Regions from separate parts of the Homo sapiens genome. Here regions 1 and 3 are each linked to region 2. Evidence: read pairs that join two places in POLR2A ChIA-PET (ENCODE). Cell type or tissue: B cell. All regions are shown on one strand. Links, peaks and the distances in the headings refer to the core of each region. The heading gives the core; the rest is flanking DNA. Region 1 overlaps FNBP1 (formin binding protein 1). Region 2 has its middle 10 kb from the start of GPRACR. Region 3 overlaps PTGES (prostaglandin E synthase).

The links. Peaks named below come from ENCODE experiments on the same cell type or tissue, not always from the same donor. Only the 100,000 strongest peaks of a DNase experiment are listed, where the experiment ranks them.
Region 1: POLR2A ChIA-PET joins it to region 2 with 6 read pairs; 4 of 35 experiments call an interaction of 5 or more read pairs at or near these places.
Region 3: POLR2A ChIA-PET joins it to region 2 with 5 read pairs; 3 of 35 experiments call an interaction of 5 or more read pairs at or near these places.

Annotation. Positions count from the first base shown.
Region 1 is chr9:129,917,245-129,924,646 of GRCh38, reverse strand. It overlaps FNBP1 (formin binding protein 1), which reads left to right. Exons shown (of 17, transcript NM_015033.3): 10 at 621-803. Among named protein-coding and RNA genes, the nearest start is that of MIR6855, 51 kb to the right of the region's middle. In B cell, for the core only: no CTCF peak of the experiment used is centred there; no DNase peak of the experiment used is centred there; H3K27ac peaks cover 1,438 bases.
Region 2 is chr9:130,150,946-130,158,347 of GRCh38, reverse strand. No RefSeq gene overlaps it. Among named protein-coding and RNA genes, the nearest start is that of GPRACR, 10 kb to the right of the region's middle. RefSeq lists an enhancer at 6,722-7,402. In B cell, for the core only: no CTCF peak of the experiment used is centred there; no DNase peak of the experiment used is centred there.
Region 3 is chr9:129,735,733-129,741,043 of GRCh38, reverse strand. It overlaps PTGES (prostaglandin E synthase), which reads left to right. Exons shown (of 3, transcript NM_004878.5): 3 at 1,184-2,695. The coding sequence ends at 1,433. Among named protein-coding and RNA genes, the nearest start is that of PTGES, 15 kb to the left of the region's middle. RefSeq lists an enhancer at 3,353-3,602. In B cell, for the core only: no CTCF peak of the experiment used is centred there; a DNase peak (open chromatin) is centred at 1,412; H3K27me3 peaks cover 475 bases.

The DNA of each region.
Region 1 (7,402 bases), core at 2,432-4,931, 230 kb after region 2:
ATGTAGTGGGACATTCCTGTAACACTTTATCCGCACATCTACTGGAAATCGTTACCATGTTAATAACTTGGTTTTGAATTCATGTTAACATGTGTACCCATGAACATTTTTCATTTTCTTTTCATAGTGCGATACATAGGTGCATGACAGCATTAACCTGGGGACGTAGAATATGATCAAGGCAGCATTACTGCTTTAACTTTAGAATGACTTACTATTTATTAATTTAAACAGACTGCTGTTTCCACAACCTTAGCATTGAAGGTCTTTCATTTTCTCCCATCAAGCTATGTTAGTTTAGGTAATGTAGAAATATTTACCCTCTGGCTTAAGCTGGTTTAGAGTAACTAACTAGAGCTATAGTTTGCATGGGAAAGTCTGCACGAGCTTCTTGTCAGATATTTCTTGCTCTTCTGTCGCATTACTTACTAAACCTCCCAACTCTCATCATATTCTTCATTTAACCACCTCCTACATGTTTTCTTTTGGACCATGGCCTAAAATTTAATTGTTTGTGTTTTACTTGCGTTGGATTTCAAATATTATTTGATGCTTATTTTTGTTTTGTGTCTTCTTGTTTCTGATTTTTACTCTGTCACGGCTCCATCTCTTACATGTAGCTTATGTCCCTTTTAACATCCCCCCATCAGCCTCCCCCTCCCCCTCCTGCCTCTGCCTCACCCTCTGCTGTTCCCAACGGCCCCCAGTCTCCCAAGCAGCAAAAGGAACCCCTCTCCCATCGCTTCAACGAGTTCATGACCTCCAAACCCAAAATCCACTGCTTCAGGAGCCTAAAGCGTGGGGTAAGTTCTGCTCCGGAATCCTGTCTCTCTGGCGTGCTTTGGTTGCATGTTTGGTTCTGCATAACTAATTTTGTTTGTGAATGAATCCATTGTGTTTTCCCATAACATATAAAAAAGTTAAAAAAAAAAAAACAAAAACCATTATAGCTAGAAAGAAAAGCCAGAAAGAGGAAGAAAGAAAGAAGGAAGCATGGTGGTTGGAAGAAAGGAGAAAACCAGACAGCCCAGAGTTCTTTCTATTTGTTTCTTTCTTTTTTTTTTTTTTCCAGACAGAGTCTCGCTCTGTCACCAGGCTGGAGTGCAGTGGCGTGATCTCGGCTCCCTGCAACCTCCACCTCCCGGGTTTAAGCGATTCTCCTGCCTCGGCCTCCTGATTAGCTGTGATTACAGGCATATGCCACCACGCCCAGCTACTTTTTATATTTTTAGTAGAGACAGCATTTCATCATGTTGGCCAGGATGGTCTCGATCTCTTGACCTTGTGATCCGCCCGCCTCGGCCTTACAAAGTGCTGGGATTACAGGTGTGAGCCACTGCGCCCGGCCTTTTTCTTTTCGTTTCTAGTACATTTTGGAAGGACTTTACCCCTCTTCCTCTTTAAAGCATCCAAGTCATGCATTTTCTACCTTAATTTTACCAAAAAAAACCACTTAGATTTCATTTCTAAAACTAGCGACCTGAGACTGGGCGTGATAGTTCACATCTGTAATCCTAGCACTTTAGGAGGCCAAGGCAGGAGGATTGCTTGAGCTCAGGAGTTCAAAACCAGCTTGGACACCATAGTGAGACCCCCATCTCTTAAAAAAATATATAAAAATTAATAGGACAAGCGCAGTGTCTCATGCCTGTAATCCTGGCACTTTGGAAGGCCGAGGCAGGAAGATTACTTGAGCTCAGGAGTTCAAGACCAGCCAGTACAACATAGTCAAACCCCATCTCTAAAAAAAAATAATAAATAATAAAAACATAAAACTAGCAACCTATGAGATGAGGAATTGGAAGTCACTGTGTAAGTCAGAAAATATTGCCTTAATAACTACTGAAGCAATGTGAGTGTAATGAAGATACTTGCCTGAGCTATGCCTCAGGGTCGAAAGGAGAAGAGTCATAAGTCACAGTGGTTTCATTCGCTATTTTAGTGAGATTATATAAGATGTTGATAAAATATCTGTTGATTGGAAGGGGCCTGATGCAGAATTTCTCTTTAAAGGATGAAACAATAAAAGCAGCTGACACTTACTGAGCACTTATTGTGTGCAAAGCTCTGTTCTGTGTGCTCATTTACTTTTTTCCAGCCACCCTATGAAGCCCAGGTAGTACTCATATTTCCTTATTTTACTGTAAGGAAATTGAGGCATAAAAAGGTGAAGGTGGGAAGATACAGAGCCGGGATTTAGATCCGGGGAGTCTGATTACAGAGTCTGAGATTCTGTGACATCCACATTCAGGGAGAAACTACTATATTGACTCGTAAGTGGTTGTTATTAAGATTGAAGTCCGCTGTCCTCATTAAGATTGATGTGCGCTTACATCATAGAGATAATGGAATTGATGCAGCCATCCAATGTAGATACCAGTTTCGTTTACAGAGAAAGATTGGCATAAAGCAATGTGTAGATTCCCAAATCATTCTCAATGGCCAGTCTAGTCTAAGCCTTCCCAAAATATCTTTTATAATGAATATAATGAGTAAACAGATCTTTAGACTGGGCCCAGTGGCCCACGCCTGTAATCCCAGCAGCGTTAACATATCCAGTAAGGTTTTCTCCTTTTTTTTTTTTTTAAATCCTACCCTGTGGGAGTTGCAATACAGTTGTAGTGGAATGCTTTCTTGTACAAACATAAGTTTTACTTTTCCCTTCTCCTGGACTCTCCAGTCAACTGACGGTTGGGTTACTTCTTTCCAAATAGTACCTGGTAGTGCCCCAAAGCCAGAGGTGGATGCCATCCTTTCTTGAGTGTCAACTGACACATTGGCCTGGGAAAAGATTCTAAACTACAACTAATTAACTAGAGGAGAGATGTCCTTCTTAGACTTGGAATCAACAGCTGGTTACTAGTAAAAGAATAACAGTAGTCATTGTTAACCTGACAATCGTATTTCCACAAAAACAACTCTGTGTAAAAAAGAGGCCTGGCACAGTGGCTCATGCCCGTAATCCCAGCACTTTGGGAGGCCGAGGAGGGCGGATCACCTGAGGTCAGGAGTTCGAGACCAGCCTGACCAACATGGTGAAACCCCGTCTGTACTAAAAATACAAAAATTAGCCGGGCATGGTTAATGTCCGGCTAATTACAGGCGGGTGCCTGTAATCCCAGCTACTCGGGAAACTGAGGCAGGAGAATCGCTTGGACCTGGGAAGTGGAGGTTGCAGTGAGCCAAGATCACGCTATTGCACTCCAGCCTGGACGACAGAGCAAGACTCTGTCTCAAAAAAGAAAAAAAAAAAACCCATGAAAAAATAGCCAGGCATGGTGGCATGTGCCTGTAGTCCTAGCGGAGGCTGGGATGAGAGGATTGCTGGAGCCCAGCCAGGGCAACAGAGTGAGACCCTTTCTCCAAAAAAAAAAAAAGTAAAGAATGTAAATTCATAATTGATAACAAGTTTATTATCAATGCTTTTTAAAAATAGGGGACAAAACAATATTTCCTCACATGCAGAGTTCTTTTAATATGAGAATCTCAAATTTATAGTTGGTAGAATTATCTTGAATTATCTTGCTTTAATGCTATCTATCATATCAGGTTAAGAATTAGAAATGTAATTTCCTAAAGATGTGAAAAAAGCCGTTGGTGGAAGGCAGAATACAGCTTCAAAAGTGGATGATGGATTGAGCTGAGATGTATAATTAGGACTTGAGTAATCTGCAGCTTCTTGGCTCAACGATGCTGGCGTTTAGAACTCCACTCATTGTTAATCCAAGAATTTCCAAGACAAGGGTGTTTTTGCTAGACTGAAAGTTTCATATGAACTGTCAGTTAACCCATCTCTGCCGCTTTACCAAGCACTCATGTGTTATATTTATATATTATCTCTGTATTTTTTTGGACTCTCATGATGAATATTCATGATTGTTTACCATTTGTTTATGTGTCTATTCCAGTTTTCTCTTAACATTACACAGTCTGTTGGCCAAAAATGGTTTGTGAATCTGTGGTTCATGATATTCTCTAACTATTTAGAAAAAGACCAAAGAATTCAGTAATCAATAAATGTAAGAAAAGGATGGTTAGAAAAAGATAAGCTGGGCGTTGTGGCTCACACCTGTAACCCCAGCACTTTGGGAGGCTGAGGTGGGTGGATCACGAGGTCAGGAGTTTGAGACCAGCCTGACCAACATGGTGAAACCCTGTCTCTACTAAAAATACAAAAATTAGCTGGGCATGGTGGTGCACACCTGTAATCCCAGCTACTTAGGAGGCTGAGGCAGGAGAATCACTTGAACCCAGGAGGCAGAGGTTGCAGTGAGCCGAGATCATGCCACTGCATTCCAGCCTGGGTGACAGAGTGAGACTCCGTCTAAAAAAAAAAGATTAACACTTAAAACAGTGAAATGGGAATCGGAAACTGGTTCTTTTGATGATTTAAAGGAAAATCTCTGTTTTACCATAATCAGCAGTATGAATTTTATTTCTTACTCCTCAAACGTGTGCTCAGCAAATCTTTGTTAAAAAAAATTTCCCAAATGATGTGTTTATTTTCCTGAGGTTAAACCACATACATATACCCACTAGAAGCAATCGTAAAGAAATAGAGAAATAGTTTTGCTTCCCTCACTTTTGGTCATTCTGTTCTTAGGGTCAGAATTAATGTTCCTTCCTCTAGGACATAGCAGTGCAAAAAAAGAGGAAGCACAAGCTCAAAAAGCAAATCTAAAGTTTGGAGAAATAGATTTCATTTTTAAGCAGTCTCAACATGGATCTTGCATGGGACATCCATGGCATGGCTGACAGCTTCCGTGACCAACATGGTACAGCCCTTCCTACCTTCTCATTTATTCTACTTTGTAACTTAACAGCATTATGCCAACGATAATTTAACTAGAAAAAGTTCCTGAGAGAATAACAAATCTGTGATTTTATTATGTCTTTTATCATGTTTTGCAGCTTTCAGATTCAGATGTCAATAATTTGTTTCTATGATCAGAGTATATAAATCCCATGCAAACATATCTCAGCATAACTGATTTTGTTTCTAAATAATTAAACAGGATAAAATGTTATTTGTTGTAAGCTGTTGACATTTGTAAGGAAATTTTGTTTCACTGAATATGTTTAGAGATGCCGCCAGAACATTAACCATTGTTTCATTTTTATGTAAGTTGAAGAAAAATGAAACTAGATAGCATGTTCTCCATTTGCAGTCTACAAAGGGGAATTTTATTGCTTAAATTAAAGTTTCATTTTCTGGCCTGTGCAAGAGACTTTTATATCTAAAATATGGATGTACGTTTTTCATATTTTAGAGTTCATTGTATGGAAAAATACCATCAAAGTTGACCGAAAGATTTTGAAAATCCTTACCAGTTGTTTGTCATATGTTAAAGTCTTATGGTTAATTTTATTTATTTTATCTTGTTCTCTTGCTGGTTATTGGCAGACTCAGTCTTTCTGTTTTCACAAAGAACTCATGAAGAGGACGATAGGGAAACCCACGTATGCCTTTGAGGCTAGGGACTATGTTGTAAGTTCACCTGTGATGGCCAGGTCATACAGTCATGGCACAGCCACTAACCCCATTCACAGCACCAAGACTGGGGACCCAGAGGCACTTGTTATGCTTCCACACTACGAAATGAAATTCTTAATTGAGAGAACTGGACACCAGGAAAAAAAAAAAAAAAGAAAAGCCTAATTGTATAAATTCAACCATACGGAACTTTATCCGAAAAGCTTGCATGAATAAAGGAAGCAAACTTTCTAATAACAGTGGTGAGCTGAGCTTGTTTTTTTGTTTTTTTTTTTGTTTTTCTCTTTTCATTCTAGTTCTGGTAAAATCTTTAAAGGGACTGTGACTGCCGTCTGAGATGTCATTGGGTATGACTTTACCGCAGAATTTCACGCATAAAACACAGCTGCAGTGCGTGGTCACGGGAGAGTGACGCTCTTACAGACGGCAGTGTAGCTCAGTCACCCATATCCATGTTTGTAACAAATGGATCCATAAGGGAGTTATGCCCTAAAGCTTGGAGAACAAACAAACAAATCAAGGAAGCGTGAGCGATCTCCTAGCACAGTAAAATGATTTTGCTTCTCTCTATATATATTTATTTTCACTGTCCCCTTTCTTTGTACTTGAGGTTAGTACTGTGACTGTCCAATAACACATGGACTCGCCTGGGCTGTGTTCCCCATGTGTTATTGACGCTTGTGGCTCCCACGGCTCTTTAACTGTCGCCTGAAACTGACAGCTTTTTAATTCTTCAGGTGTCTAGCAATGCACTTAATGAAATCTTCAAAATTATTATTTTAGCCAATGATTTCGCTTTCTAATTTTAAGAGAAATTCTAATTGGCTGGCTTACAACTTCAGACTGAAAACCAGTATATAATGATTAAAAAGAAATTCCACGTACTGTGATGGCACTTCTTGTATTAATAGATCATCCATCACAAATAAAGTCGAATTTGTCTGAGAATTTGGTATTTCCTATTCAATGGGGATTTCTGTTCAATCCTAATGACTCGTTTTTACTATGAAGTGTTAATAATCTTCCTATACAATATTTTGAGGTGAGAACTCTGTCTGTGGAATGCTTAAGAAAGAATATATAACTTTGCGTAAAGAAAGTAGCCGAGTAGAGAGCAAATAGTGTATCTAGTTGAAATGTTAGTTCTTTGAATTAGCAATGTTTAGACAATAATGTGTGAGAAAATATCTGTATATGATAGTGTGCCTTGTAGGAAAGATACTTGGAGTTTTCTGCTGTGCACCATAAGTCTTGTCTGTGCGTACAATGAATTCCAGTTGTGATAAGTAGATCTATGCTCAAGTTCACAGGCGGGCTGGAATCACTGTAGACTGCCCATGTCAGACAGTCAGGAATGTGACTGTATGTACCATTTTCCCCCTGCAAAAGTTTGTCTTTCTGGTTCTTTCCTTTAAAATCTCATGTTTCTATATAGGGACAATTTATTTAAAAGGTTATTTTTTATTTACAAGGAAGTGTCAACTTTGAATCAATCTTAAATTAAGAATTAGTTTTTTAGGCTGTGTGTGGTGGCTCACACCTGTAATCCCAGCACTTTGGAAGGCTGGGGTGGGTGGATCATTTGAGCTCAGGAGTTCGATATCAACCTGGGCAACATGGTGAAACCCCCATCTCTACCAAAAAATACAAAACTTAGCTGGACGTGGTGGCACGTACCTATAGTCCCAGCTACTCAGGAGGCTGAGGTGCGAGGATCATTTGAGCTCTAGAGGTTGAGGCTTCAGTGAGCTGGGATTGTGCCACCATGCAACCTGCCCTGTCTCCAAAAACAAAACCAAAAATCAGCAAATTGATAAGTAAATAAATACTTTAAAAAGAGCAGTCACAGCTGGGCACAGTAGCTCACACCTATAATCCCAGCACTTTGGGAGGCGGGCGGATCACGAG
Region 2 (7,402 bases), core at 1,974-4,473:
GGAACCGGCTGTGTTCCCCAGCGCCTGTCATTTTCTCACTCACGGTTTTCGTGTGTCTGAGGGAAGGCCAGGGAATCTTTGTTTGCAAGGCTAGAAGCTCCCAAGCCAATGAAGCAAAAAGGAGAACTTAGTAGAAGGGCAGGAGAGCCAGCCAGGGCACCCACAGTGAGGACAGCCACTGGGAGGGAGCTGGTTCCTCTCTCCAACCACCCAGGCTCTAGGGTGGCCTGCAACAGAGACCAAAGGTGGCAGCAGAATTGGCAACATGCGTGTGGAAGCGCTCAGGAGAGGAGGAAGGGCAGGGCCTGGGAATCTGCAGGATCTGGGGTCGACACAGCAGGAACAAGGGCACGGGGTCTCCAGACTGTCAGTTCAGGACACAGCCATTGGCCCTGGCCATTCTCCTCCCTCTGTGTAGCCGTTTGCTCAAAATTCAGTCCTAGGAGGCCCGGCATGGTGGCTCACACCTGTAATCAAAACACTTTGGGAGGCCGAGGTGGGTGGATCACTTGAGGTCGGGAGTTTGAGACCAGCCTGGCCAACGTGGTGAAATCCCATCTCTACTGAAAATACAAAAATTAGCTGGCCGTGGTGGCAGGTGCCTGTAATCCCAGCTACTCGGGAGGCTGAGGCACGAGAATCGCTTGAACCCAGGAGGCAGAGGTTGCAGTGAGCCAAGATCCCACCACTGCACTCCAGCCTGGGCAACAGAGCGAGACTCCGTCTCAAAAACGTAAATAAATAAATACATAAGTCCCAGGAGAGGGTATGCAGGGGTCACAGGACCACACCGGACAGGAGGTAGGCAGGGTAGCTTGCTGGACAGTTTCGCCAAGGCTGCTCCTAGTAGGTGGGGCGGGAGGGGCGGGGGCCGGAGAGGTGCCTCAAAGTAACTTAGGTGCTTTGTCTGCAAGTATGGGGAATGAATGGTGGGGAGAGGCTAAAGGAAAAGTCCCGGGACCCCAGCTATCAGGGCAGTTTCTGTCTCTATAGACAGCTTTCCCTGAGCCTCTGCCCCCGCCTGGATCTCGCCTTCCCCCCAGCTCACGTGCCCACCAGACTGATGGCTGAGTCACAGTGCCCGAATCTGGGAGGGAGGATCTGAATGGCCCACATGAGCCAGTTGTTTGGCACAGTCCAATCAGCTGTGGCCAATGAGGGTGGGATCATGTCGTTATGGCTCCAGAGGTCTACCCTCAGGAAAGGGGGTTTTGGGCAGTCACCCCAAATACCATCTATCATAGGATTCAAGAGCTTTCAAAGCTGGGAGGTACACTTCAAAGACCACCAGGTCCAATGTGCTCATCTTACAGATGGGAGAAGGTGAACTGGGGCTTGCTCCTCCCGGTGTGGGGTGGATGCTTTGACCAGGTTCCTAGTTGAGCCTCCAAGCAGCGGGCTCTCCCAGGGTCAAGCTCAGAGACGCTCAGACCATGAGCTGGGAGGAGGAGCCAGGCCCTGGAGCCCTTCCGCACTCTGGTGCCAGGGAGCTGCCCACCATCTGGCCTGTCCCAGCACTGCCCGTTAGGGTGACACCTGCTGGTTTCCCAAGCCGGGTCTGAGACATGGACTCCCCCAGACAGATCCAAGGGATAGGTCCTGGCCCAGTTCTCCCAGGGTCTCAGCCCCCATACATGAGTTATATGTGGGCCAATCCAGGAGCCCCACCCCATGAGGGCAGGGCTGTGTGTGTCTTGTCACTGCTGCCTGCCCCATGCCCAACTGAAAGTGAAGCCACAACAACAATGCTGAATGGGTGGACGTGGCCTCTTCGGTCCCCCACCCCCAGCTGCCCTTTGGCAATGACATGAAGTCCATCCTTAAGGTCAGCCACACGTGGAATCCAATAATCCCAGGCGACTATCTGGGCTCCAAGCCCACTAACCTCTGGTGCAGACTTAGACAATCGCTCTCACTCTCTGGGCCTCGATTTCCCTGTCTGTACAATGAGGGGCTTCAAGGTTCCGTCCAGCTGAGACAGTGTGTGCTGTAACAGTTCTAAGTTCCAGCCTGACCAACATGCGGAAACCCCGTCTCTACTAAAAATACAAAAATTAGCCGGGCATGGTGGTACGAGCCTGTAATCCCAGCTACTCAGGAGGCTGAGGCAGGAAAATCGCTTGAACCCAGGAGTCGGAGGTTGCAGTGAGCCGAGATCACACCACTGCACTCCAGCCTGGGCAACAGGGCGAGACTCTGTCTCAAAACAAACAAAAAAACAAACAAAACAGTTCTAAGTTGGGGGCCAGTCTTGAGGCATCAGAATTGACCAGGAGAGAAAGCAGGACACGCTGCCTTCTCTGGAGTCCTTTAGCGGCTCTTGTTTTTAGACTTGAATTTGGCGTAGCCTTGGTAATTAGTAAGTCCAGCGGCAACAATGGCAGCTACCACTTACTGCGCCTGGTTGTGTGCCAGGCAGGGCGCCACGTACTCCCTGTGCATCAGCTCGCTGAGCCTTTGCAGGATCCTGCGGGTTAGGCAGCAAGGCCCAGAGAGGTTGAGGAGCTGGGGACCAGGTCACACAGCTGGTGACTGGCCATAAAGGATTCAAGTCAGGCTTGTCTGAGCCCCTCTCTGTGCATGTTGGGCTCACTGTGTCATATAAAAAGCCTGAAATCGCTGAGCACGGTGGCTCACACCTGTAATCACAGCACTCTGGGAGGCCGAGGTGCGTGGATCACCTGAGGTCAGGAGTTTGAGACCAGCCTGGCCAACATGGCAAAATCCCGTCTCTACTAAAAATATGGAAATTAGGCAGGGATGGTGGCGGGCACCTATAATCCCAGCTCCTCGGGAGGCTGAGGCAGGAGAATTGCTTGAACCCGGGAGGCAGAGGTTGCAGTGAGCCAAGATCGCGCCACTGCACTCTAGCGTGGGCAACAACAGAGTGAGACTCGGTCTCAAAAAAAAAAAAAATCCCGAAATCTAGCTACAAAGAGATGTGTGCTCTGCTGTGACCCACCATGTTACTTTGCCCAGTTTTGTGGGCACCTTGCTGGGGTTGGCAGAAGGCAGAGGGGTCCTGGTGTTTGGGGCTACCAAGCGCTTGCTGTGTGGGTAAGTCAGCCTACCTTTACCAGCCCTCCACCCCCATAGCCTCTTCCTCCAAGCAGCCCTAGGAGGGCCTGAGGGGACCCCACCAGCAAGGCTCCTGAGGTTCCACAGATGGAGCCTGACAGCCCCTTCCTGGGGTCCAGCCACCAGGGGACACCTGTCATTTGCAGGTGCCCTTCATTCTCAATTGCCTCGAGACCTCATTCATTGGCTGCTGTGCCGATGGTGGTGCCTGGCTCCCGCCTGCCCTGCCTGGGGCTCCATGTTCAACCCAGGATTCTTGACTGGCCTTTGAAGACTGACCCTCTACAGGTGGTCAGACAGGACTTTGTGTGGATTCCAAGGAACAGAGAGGAAGAATGTTTCAAATTAGGCCTCATACCTGTAATCCTAGCACTCAGGCCAAGGCAGGCAGATTGCTTGAGTCCAGGAGTTCAAGACCAGCCTGGGCAACATAGCAAAACCCATCACTACTAAAAATACAGAAAATTAGCGAGGCATGGTGGCACATGCCTGTAGTCCCAGCTACTCGGGAGACTGAGGTGGGGGAATCACCCAAACCCAGGAGGTCAAAGCTGCAGTGAGCTGAGATCGTGCCACCGTACTCCAGCCTGGGCAACCAGAGTGAGACCCTGCGTCAAAAAAAAAAAAAAAAAAAAGGGCTGAGCGTGTTGGCTCACACCTGTAATCCCAGCACTTCGGGAGGCTGAGGCGGGCGGATCATCTGAGGTCAGGAGTTCAAGACCAGCCTGGCCAACATGGTGAAACCCTGTCTCTAGTAAAAATACAAAAATTAGCCGGTGGCTCACGCCTGTAATCCCAGCACTTTGGGAGGCCAAGGCGGGCGGATCACGAGGTCAGGAGATTGAGATCATCTTGGCCAACATGATGAAACCCCGTCTCTACTAAAATACAAAAAAAAAATTAGGCGTGTTGGCATGTGCCTGTAGTCCCAGCTACTCGGGAGGCTGAGGCAGGGGAATCGCTTGAACCCAGGAGGCAGAGGTTGCAGTGAGCTGAGATCGTGCCACCGCATTCCAGCTTGGTGACAGAGCGAGACTCCGTCTCAAAAAAAAAAAAAAAAAAATAAGGCATAGTGGTGCCTATAATCCCAGCTACTCAGGAGGCTGAGGCAGGAGAATCGCTTGAACCTGGGAGGTGGAGTTGCAGTGAGCCGAGATCACGCCACTGCACTCCAGCCTGGATGACAGAGAAAGACTCTGTCTCGAAAAAAAAAAAAAAGAAAAAAATAGGATGTACGAAAAGCCCCAGGTGGGCTGAGAGTTTAGAGGCCTAGGTGAAGTTCTGGAACACTCTCTAGGACTTGCAGCAAGGCAGGAGGTCTGGGACAGCCCCCTACCTCCCTGGGCTTCATTTGCAAAACAATGGTATCTGCTCCCTGGGCTCTGAAATGCACCCAACCTAGTGACCCAGCCCCTCCTCCTATTCTCCCAACAGGTGAAATATGGAGACGGGGGAGTGGAGCAGCTCCTCAGCCCCCATTCCTGTCCAGCAACAACAGCAATACCCAATTGCCTTTGCCCAGAGCTGGGTTCCAGGTCGGGGACAGGAAGTGGAAGAAGAGGCAAAAATGGGGGGCAGTCCATGGAGACTGGCCTCTCTCTAGCTCTTGACCACCCAGCTTCTCCCGCTCCTCGTGGTCCTCAGCCCTGCTCCACTGGAAGGAAATATGCTGTGATGGACTGAATATTTGTGTTCCCCTAAAATTCCTTTTTCATTCTTTTCTTTCTTTTTTTCTTTTTTTTTTTTTTTTTGAGACGGAGAGTCTCACTCTGTCACCCAGGCTGGAGTACAGTGGCACAATCTCGGCTCACTGCAATCTCTGCCTCCCAGGTTCAAGTGATTCTTCTGCCTCAGCCTCCTGAGTAGCTGGGACTACAGGTATGCACCACCGTGTCCAGCTAATTTTTTGTATTGTCAGTAGAGAAGGGGTTTCACCATGTTGGCCAGCCTGGTCTCGAACTCTTTACCTTGTGATCTGCCTGCCTCGGCCTCCCAAAGTGCTGGGATTACAGGCGTGAGCCACTGCGCCCGGCCTCTTTCTTTCTTTTTTTTTTTTTTAACATATAGAGACAGGGTCTCATTATGTTGTCCAGACTGGTCTTGAACTCCTGGGCTCAAGCTATCATCCCGCCTCTTCCTCCCAAAGTGTTGGGATTACAGGCATGAGCCACCAAACCGGCCTCCCCTAAATTCCTATGTTGAAATACTGACTCCCAAGATGATGGTATGAGGAGGTGGGGCCTTTCAGAAGTGATCAGGTCATGAGGATGGAGCTGTCACAAATGGGATTCGTGCCCTTAAAAAGAGGTCCCAGCCGGGCGCGGTGGCTCGCGCCTGTAATCCCAGCACTTTGGGAGGCTGAGGTGGGTGGATCATCTGAGGTCAGGAGTTCAAGACCAGCCTGACCAATATGGTAAAACCCTGTCTCTACTAAAAATACAAAAAATAGCCAGACGTGGTGGCATGTGCCTGTAGTCCCAGCTACTCAGGAGGCTGAGACAGGAAACTTACTTGAACCCAGGAGGCAGAGGTTGCAGTGAGTTGAGATCGTGCCACTGTACTGCAGCCTGGGTGACAGAGTGAGAGTCTGTCTCAAAAAATAAATAAGAGGCCCCAGAGAAATCCTGCCATGTGAGGTTACAGTGAGAAGATGGCCATGAGGAACAGGTCCTCACCAGACATGGAATCTGCAGACACGTTGGTCTTAGACTTCCCAGCCTCTGGAACCGTGAGTAATAAGTTTCTGTTGTTTATAAGCCACTCAGTCTATGGTATTTTGCCATAGCAGCCCACACAGACTAAGATACCTCTCAATACCAAGCTGGTGACAGGGTCTCGCCAGCCACTGGGTGCCCTTCAGAGGGCTGAGGGACAGAATGAAAATAGACTAGAGAGAAGGGAATATGTAGGTTTAAGTATCTTCCAAATGGGCTGGTGGCTTGGGGGTGACTTACGCGCCAGTGGTTACCAGCTGTCTCTGATGGTCTACAGGTCGGAGGGTGAGGTTCAGCCCTTAGCCTGGAAGGCCCTGCAACAGTTAGGCCCTTTGCCTCCTGAGTGGCCCTAGACACTCCCCTGCTTTGCCGTGTGGACAAGGCTCCCAGCAGGCCCCTCCAGAAGAGTAATGCAGCGTTGTTCATAATTCTGTCTGAATCGCCCAGTGCAAGACACTCTGGATCCCCGATGCTCAGAGCAGTTCCAAAGGGTCCAGAGAGACTCATTCCACAGAGGTAAAACGTGATTAAAAATCAATGCAGCCACCCGCTGATGGATTTTCTGAGGCCTGGACAGTAAAAAGGCAGGAGAAAGAGGCAAACTCACCGAAAAGCAGGGAGGGCAAAGGAGCCCTCTAGAATGGGAACTCTAGATGAAGCAAAGGAGCTTTTTCTCAAAAACAACAAAATCAGCCTTATCCCGGGCTCAGGCCTGGAAGGTTTGCTTCCAGCCAAAACCCAGAGTGGTATCTGGAAAGGGCTTGGTCCAGGAGACAGCACACCCAGACTCCCCAGCCAGGGCTCCTGGGTGATCCCCTTGGACCTCACTTTAGAATAAGATGGGAGGTGCCGGGTGCAGTGGCTCATGCTTGTAATCCACCACTTCAGGAGGCTGAGGCAGGCGGATCACCTGAGGTCAGGAGTTCGACACCAGCCTGGCCAACATAGTAAAACCCTGTCTCTACTAAAAATTCAAAAATTAGCCGGGCATGGTGGTGTGTGCCTGTAATCCCAGCTACTCAGGAGGCTGAGGCAGGAGAATCGCTTGAACCCAGGAGGCAGAGGTTGCAGTAAGCCGAGATCGTGCCACTGCACTCCAGCCTGGATGACAGAGCGAGACTCCATCTCAGAAAAAAAAAAAGAACAAGATGGGAGGATGAGCTAATCTAGGGGCAGTGCCAACTCAGCCCCCTCTTACTCTCTCAGTGTTGGCTTGGGGTTGGGGCCCTCGCTAATGCGTCCCACCTGGCTCCCTGCCTGCCTGCCTGCCTACAGGGCACTCTTAGGCTGCCACTGTGATGAATGAATTCCTCCGCAGATTCTCAGGAGGGACACTTTGTCTCAGTCCTCCCTGTGACAGCCCTGCCCTTCCTTCCCTAATTACCCCCTTCTCCTCTTTCAGAATTCTGCCCCAACATTATCTGGGGAGCCCCCCCAGATGCTCCAGGGAGACTGTGAAGACCCTCAGGCTCCCCGACGCCTCGTGTGCTCCTTCTGTCAGGGTGTTTGAACCAGAGCAACGCCATCTTGAATAGGGGCTGGGTAAAGTAAGGCTGAGACCTACTGGGCTGCATTCCCAGACGATTAAGGCATTCTGAGTCACAGGATGA
Region 3 (5,311 bases), core at 1-2,500, 420 kb after region 2:
CCATCGCACTGGCCCAAGAATCGTCTTGCCAGTGAGAGGGAAGAGGAGGACCCTGCAGCGGGTCCCCACTCAGTGCTGCTAGTCTGGGCCTGGCCCGAGGAGACGGTGTTATTGGTGGAATGTATGTCAGCAGGAAGGCCCGGAGAACATGCTTCTGTTCCTGCACCTCACACGCGTGGCCTGTCCTTGGGGGAGGTCATGCCCTGGGCACTGAATTCCTGTTTATTTGAGCTTCCAATGTGGCAATCTATGGGTTTAGTTGCTCATTCAGTCTCTAATTTATGGGACTCAACCTCCCCACCCTTCATAAAGGAAGCCGGCCATTAGTAGGAGTCTGGAAAATGTGAACCAGCAGAAGTAGGTGAGTTTTCTGAGTTTTCTTTCTTGGTCATTTATTTATGGTGGGGTTATACAGAGCCCCTCCGCCCCCACCACACATATGCACATGCTTGATTCCTTTCAACAGAAAAAGAGGCAGGAAAGGATGTGTAAAATGAAGAGCTTCACCGGGGGCTGGCCATCGGTTGGCTCCAGTGAGTGGGAGCGGATCTTGTTATGATTGTCCCTGAAAGGACAGGTGGTAGTTAGATTTAGGGGGAAAAGGAGACAGAGCCCGGCATTCATTTCAAAGGCCTGCTCTTGGGCTCTAGCCCCTTCTACTCGGGAGGGGCCCAGGAAGCTGCATTCAGAAGGAGGATGACCTCAGGCCTGACTCAGAGAAGCCCTGCCCTGGAGGTAAAGAGCACAAACTCCAGTCAGAACTCGGTTCCAATCCCAGCTCCTCCACTCGTTGGCTCTGTAAAGCACTCAGCACCTCTGAGTCCCACTTTTCCTGCCTGGTATCCAAGGGCTAGAGAGGAAGGTGGGGGAGAGTATGGCAGGAGTGGGGTCCCGGCAAGCCATAGAGGTATGGTAAGAGCATCCTGGACCAGTAGCCCTCTGACTCCCAGCCCATGACGTGGCCTCGCTGCCTCAGCTGCTTGCAAGCATAAGCTTGGAGCTGCCTTCTTCTGGACTCTGGGGTATCCATCTCCTTGACCTGGCTGTGAATGGATTTGAGTGTGTGATATGCCTGAAATGACCCCCAGTGGGTCAAAGCACCCCCAGCTTCCATGACACTCTCAAAAGGGCCTATGGCCCCAAAGCTAATACCTGGCTGACCGCACCCCTCTTGTCTCCCCAGGGCCCACCGGAACGACATGGAGACCATCTACCCCTTCCTTTTCCTGGGCTTCGTCTACTCCTTTCTGGGTCCTAACCCTTTTGTCGCCTGGATGCACTTCCTGGTCTTCCTCGTGGGCCGTGTGGCACACACCGTGGCCTACCTGGGGAAGCTGCGGGCACCCATCCGCTCCGTGACCTACACCCTGGCCCAGCTCCCCTGCGCCTCCATGGCTCTGCAGATCCTCTGGGAAGCGGCCCGCCACCTGTGACCAGCAGCTGATGCCTCCTTGGCCACCAGACCATGGGCCAAGAGCCGCCGTGGCTATACCTGGGGACTTGATGTTCCTTCCAGATTGTGGTGGGCCCTGAGTCCTGGTTTCCTGGCAGCCTGCTGCGCGTGTGGGTCTCTGGGCACAGTGGGCCTGTGTGTGTGCCCGTGTGTGTGTATGTGTGTGTGTATGTTTCTTAGCCCCTTGGATTCCTGCACGAAGTGGCTGATGGGAACCATTTCAAGACAGATTGTGAAGATTGATAGAAAATCCTTCAGCTAAAGTAACAGAGCATCAAAAACATCACTCCCTCTCCCTCCCTAACAGTGAAAAGAGAGAAGGGAGACTCTATTTAAGATTCCCAAACCTAATGATCATCTGAATCCCGGGCTAAGAATGCAGACTTTTCAGACTGACCCCAGAAATTCTGGCCCAGCCAATCTAGAGGCAAGCCTGGCCATCTGTATTTTTTTTTTTCCAAGACAGAGTCTTGCTCTGTTGCCCAAGCTGGAGTGAAGTGGTACAATCTGGCTCACTGCAGCCTCCGCCTCCCGGGTTCAAGCGATTCTCCCGCCTCAGCCTCCTGAGTAGCTGGGATTACAGGCGCGTATCACCATACCCAGCTAATTTTTGTATTTTTAGTAGAGACGGGTTCACCATGTTGCCCAGGAGGGTCTCGAACTCCTGGCCTCAAGTGATCCACCGGCCTCGGCCTCCCAAAGTGCTGGGATGACAGGCATGAATCACTGTGCTCAGCCACCATCTGGAGTTTTAAAAGGCTCCCATGTGAGTCCCTGTGATGGCCAGGCCAGGGGACCCCTGCCAGTTCTCTGTGGAAGCAAGGCTGGGGTCTTGGGTTCCTGTATGGTGGAAGCTGGGTGAGCCAAGGACAGGGCTGGCTCCTCTGCCCCCGCTGACGCTTCCCTTGCCGTTGGCTTTGGATGTCTTTGCTGCAGTCTTCTCTCTGGCTCAGGTGTGGGTGGGAGGGGCCCACAGGAAGCTCAGCCTTCTCCTCCCAAGGTTTGAGTCCCTCCAAAGGGCAGTGGGTGGAGGACCGGGAGCTTTGGGTGACCAGCCACTCAAAGGAACTTTCTGGTCCCTTCAGTATCTTCAAGGTTTGGAAACTGCAAATGTCCCCTTGATGGGGAATCCGTGTGTGTGTGTGTGTGTGTGTGTGTGTGTGTGTGTGTGTGTGTGTGTTTTCTCCTAGACCCGTGACCTGAGATGTGTGATTTTTAGTCATTAAATGGAAGTGTCTGCCAGCTGGGCCCAGCACCTCGTCTTGGGTTGCGCGTTCCTGGTGTTCCCTGCTGCCCAAGCTGGCCTGATGCTCCAGCGCGCTGGGCGTTCTTGCCGGTGACTGTCTACAGCCAGTTTGGCGGGACAAGATCTCTGGCGCAGACACCAACGCGCCCTGGCTGGGTGTTAATCACACAGCAAGCAGCAGCCTCCTGCCTCCCGTTGGGGCGGGTAAGGTGGCATCTGGCGAGGTGAGCCAGGAGCACCCAAATCCTGCCCCGGCCAGGTCACCCCTCCCTGCGGGGCTGCCCCGCCCGCGGGCTGCCATTATCAGCTCCGTCAACCAGGACACGGAGACTCCAGGAGGCCAGCGCCCGGAAGTGCGGGGCCAGGTCTGAAAGTCGGGGCTGCCAAAGTCCCTGGGCGGAGCCCCTGTGCTGCACGGCCTCACTTTCCCTGAACGCCCCCTCCCAGCACCCCGAGGCCGGAGCCCCTCTAACGGATGGGACCTGCCGTGCCGGGGGTTCTCCAGCAGCGCAGGGACCCCAGGCCCCGCCAGAAAGCGCCGTGAGGCCCCGGGTCCCGTTCGGAGCTGAGAGGGGAAACACTGCCCCCTGGTGGTAAGGGGACGCCTCTGTTTTTGGGCCGCGGCGGCTCTCGGGAGAGAAACGGGAAGGGCGCGATCCAGTATTGAGCACCTACTGCTTGCTAAGCGTTGGGCTGGGCATACTAGTTGGATTTTTTTCCAACTTATGTCTGTAATTCAAGCACTTTGGGAGGCCGAAGTTGGAAGATCTGAGCCCAGGGGTTTGAGACTAGCCTGGGCAACAGAGCTAGATCCCTTTTCTACCAAAAAAAAAAAAAAGAATTAGCCGGGTGTAATGGTGCCTGCCTATGGTCCCAGCTACTCGGGAGGCTGAGGCAGGAGGATCGCTTGAGCCTGGGAAGTTGAGGCTGCAGTGAGCCGAGATCCCACCACTGCACTCCAGCCCGGGCAACAGAGGGAAAATGTCTCAAAAAAAAAAAAAAAAAATCCCCAAAACAATCCGAGGCAGGAGGGATTTCCGCTTTCTAGATGAGGAAGGTGAGGGTTTTTAGATGAGAGAGGCAAGGTTCACAGGAAGGAGGCTTGTAGGGGGTGTCTCCTCACAGGGGAGAGGTGACTTGCCTGCTGTCCCTGGGCTCGGACAGTGTAAGGCCAGAGGGAGGACAGATCCCAGGGCAGGGGCCATCCAGGAGGCGAACCCAGCGTGCATTCTTGTTGTTGTTGTTGTTGTTGTTTGAGATGGAGTCTCACTCTGTCACCCAGGCTGGAGTGCAGTGGTGCCATCTCGGCTCACTGCAACCTCTCCTTCCCAGGTTCAAACCATTCTCCTGTCTCCGCCTCCCGAGTAGCTGGGATTACATACAGGCATGTGCCACCACACCCGGCTAATTTTTATATTTTTAGTAGAGACAGGGTTTCACCATGTTGGCCAGGCTGGTCTCGAACTCCTGACCTCAAGTGATCTGCCTGCCTCAGCCTCCCAAAGTGCTGGGATTACAGGAGTGAGCCACCGTGCCTGGCCACAGCAGCGTGCGCTTTTATATTTATATTTTCCTTCCTGGGGAAAGAGGGGCTCTGTGGGCAAAATAACCTGCTGGGAACCCACCGGACCCAGGTGAGCAGGGGCATCGGATGCCCATGGCAATACTGTGAACCTGGGGCGTGGGTGAAGGAGGCGGCCCCCACCACACTGGAGCCGCAGAGACCACGAGACCATGAGGTCCCCTGCCCGGCACCGCCCCTGTTCTGTCGGCTTGTGAGTGCCTCCTCAGGGTGGGGTGGTGCCCGATGCTGGGGTGGCAACCTCATCCTGCCCCCCGTCCCCATGCATGCAGCTCCAGCCTGGGGTGGGCGGGCTCCGCAGGACGGCGCCCGTGATGACCCCAAGGCTCAGCGCCCTGATGGAGGCAGATGGGGCCTTTTAACCCCTGCTGGGGAGCGGCTGCCTGGGGAGGGGGCAACTCACCTGCGGTGGGGGGTGAAAGAGCGGTTTTAAGGGGACCATCCAAGCCAAGAAAGCAAGGAGCAAAGAGAAGAGCTCAGCAGCTCTCCCCAGACCCCTCCACCTTGAGCTTGGGAAGTGGAGGGCGGTGGGGAAAGTTGGGGAGGAAAAGTGTGAGGGTTGATGGTGTGGAGGGGAGATGTACGGAGGGGCGTGGGGGTAGGGGGAGGGAGTGGGGATGGGGGAGGGATGGGGTATGAAAGGGAGGCGTGGGGGGTGTGGAGAAGGGGTGGATATGGAAGGGAGGGGTAGGGGTGGGGTGGGTGTTGGGGATGAGTGTGGGGGAGGGGTGGGTATGGAAAGGAGGGGCAGGGGTCGGGGTGGTTGTGGGGGAAGATTGGGACATGGAAGGGAGGGGTGGGGTGGGGTGGGTGTTGGGGATGTGTGTGGGGGAGGATTGGGGTATGGAAGGAAGACAGGGTGGGGTGGGGTGGGTGAGGGTGTTGTGGGAGTGGTGCGTATGGAAGGGAGGCTTGGGTTGGGCTGGGTTGGGGGTGGGTGTCGGGGAGTGGTGGGTATGGAAGGGAGGTGGGGGTGGGAGACAGATGGGCATAGAAATGAGGTGTAAGTGTGGGAGGGGCTAAAGGGATC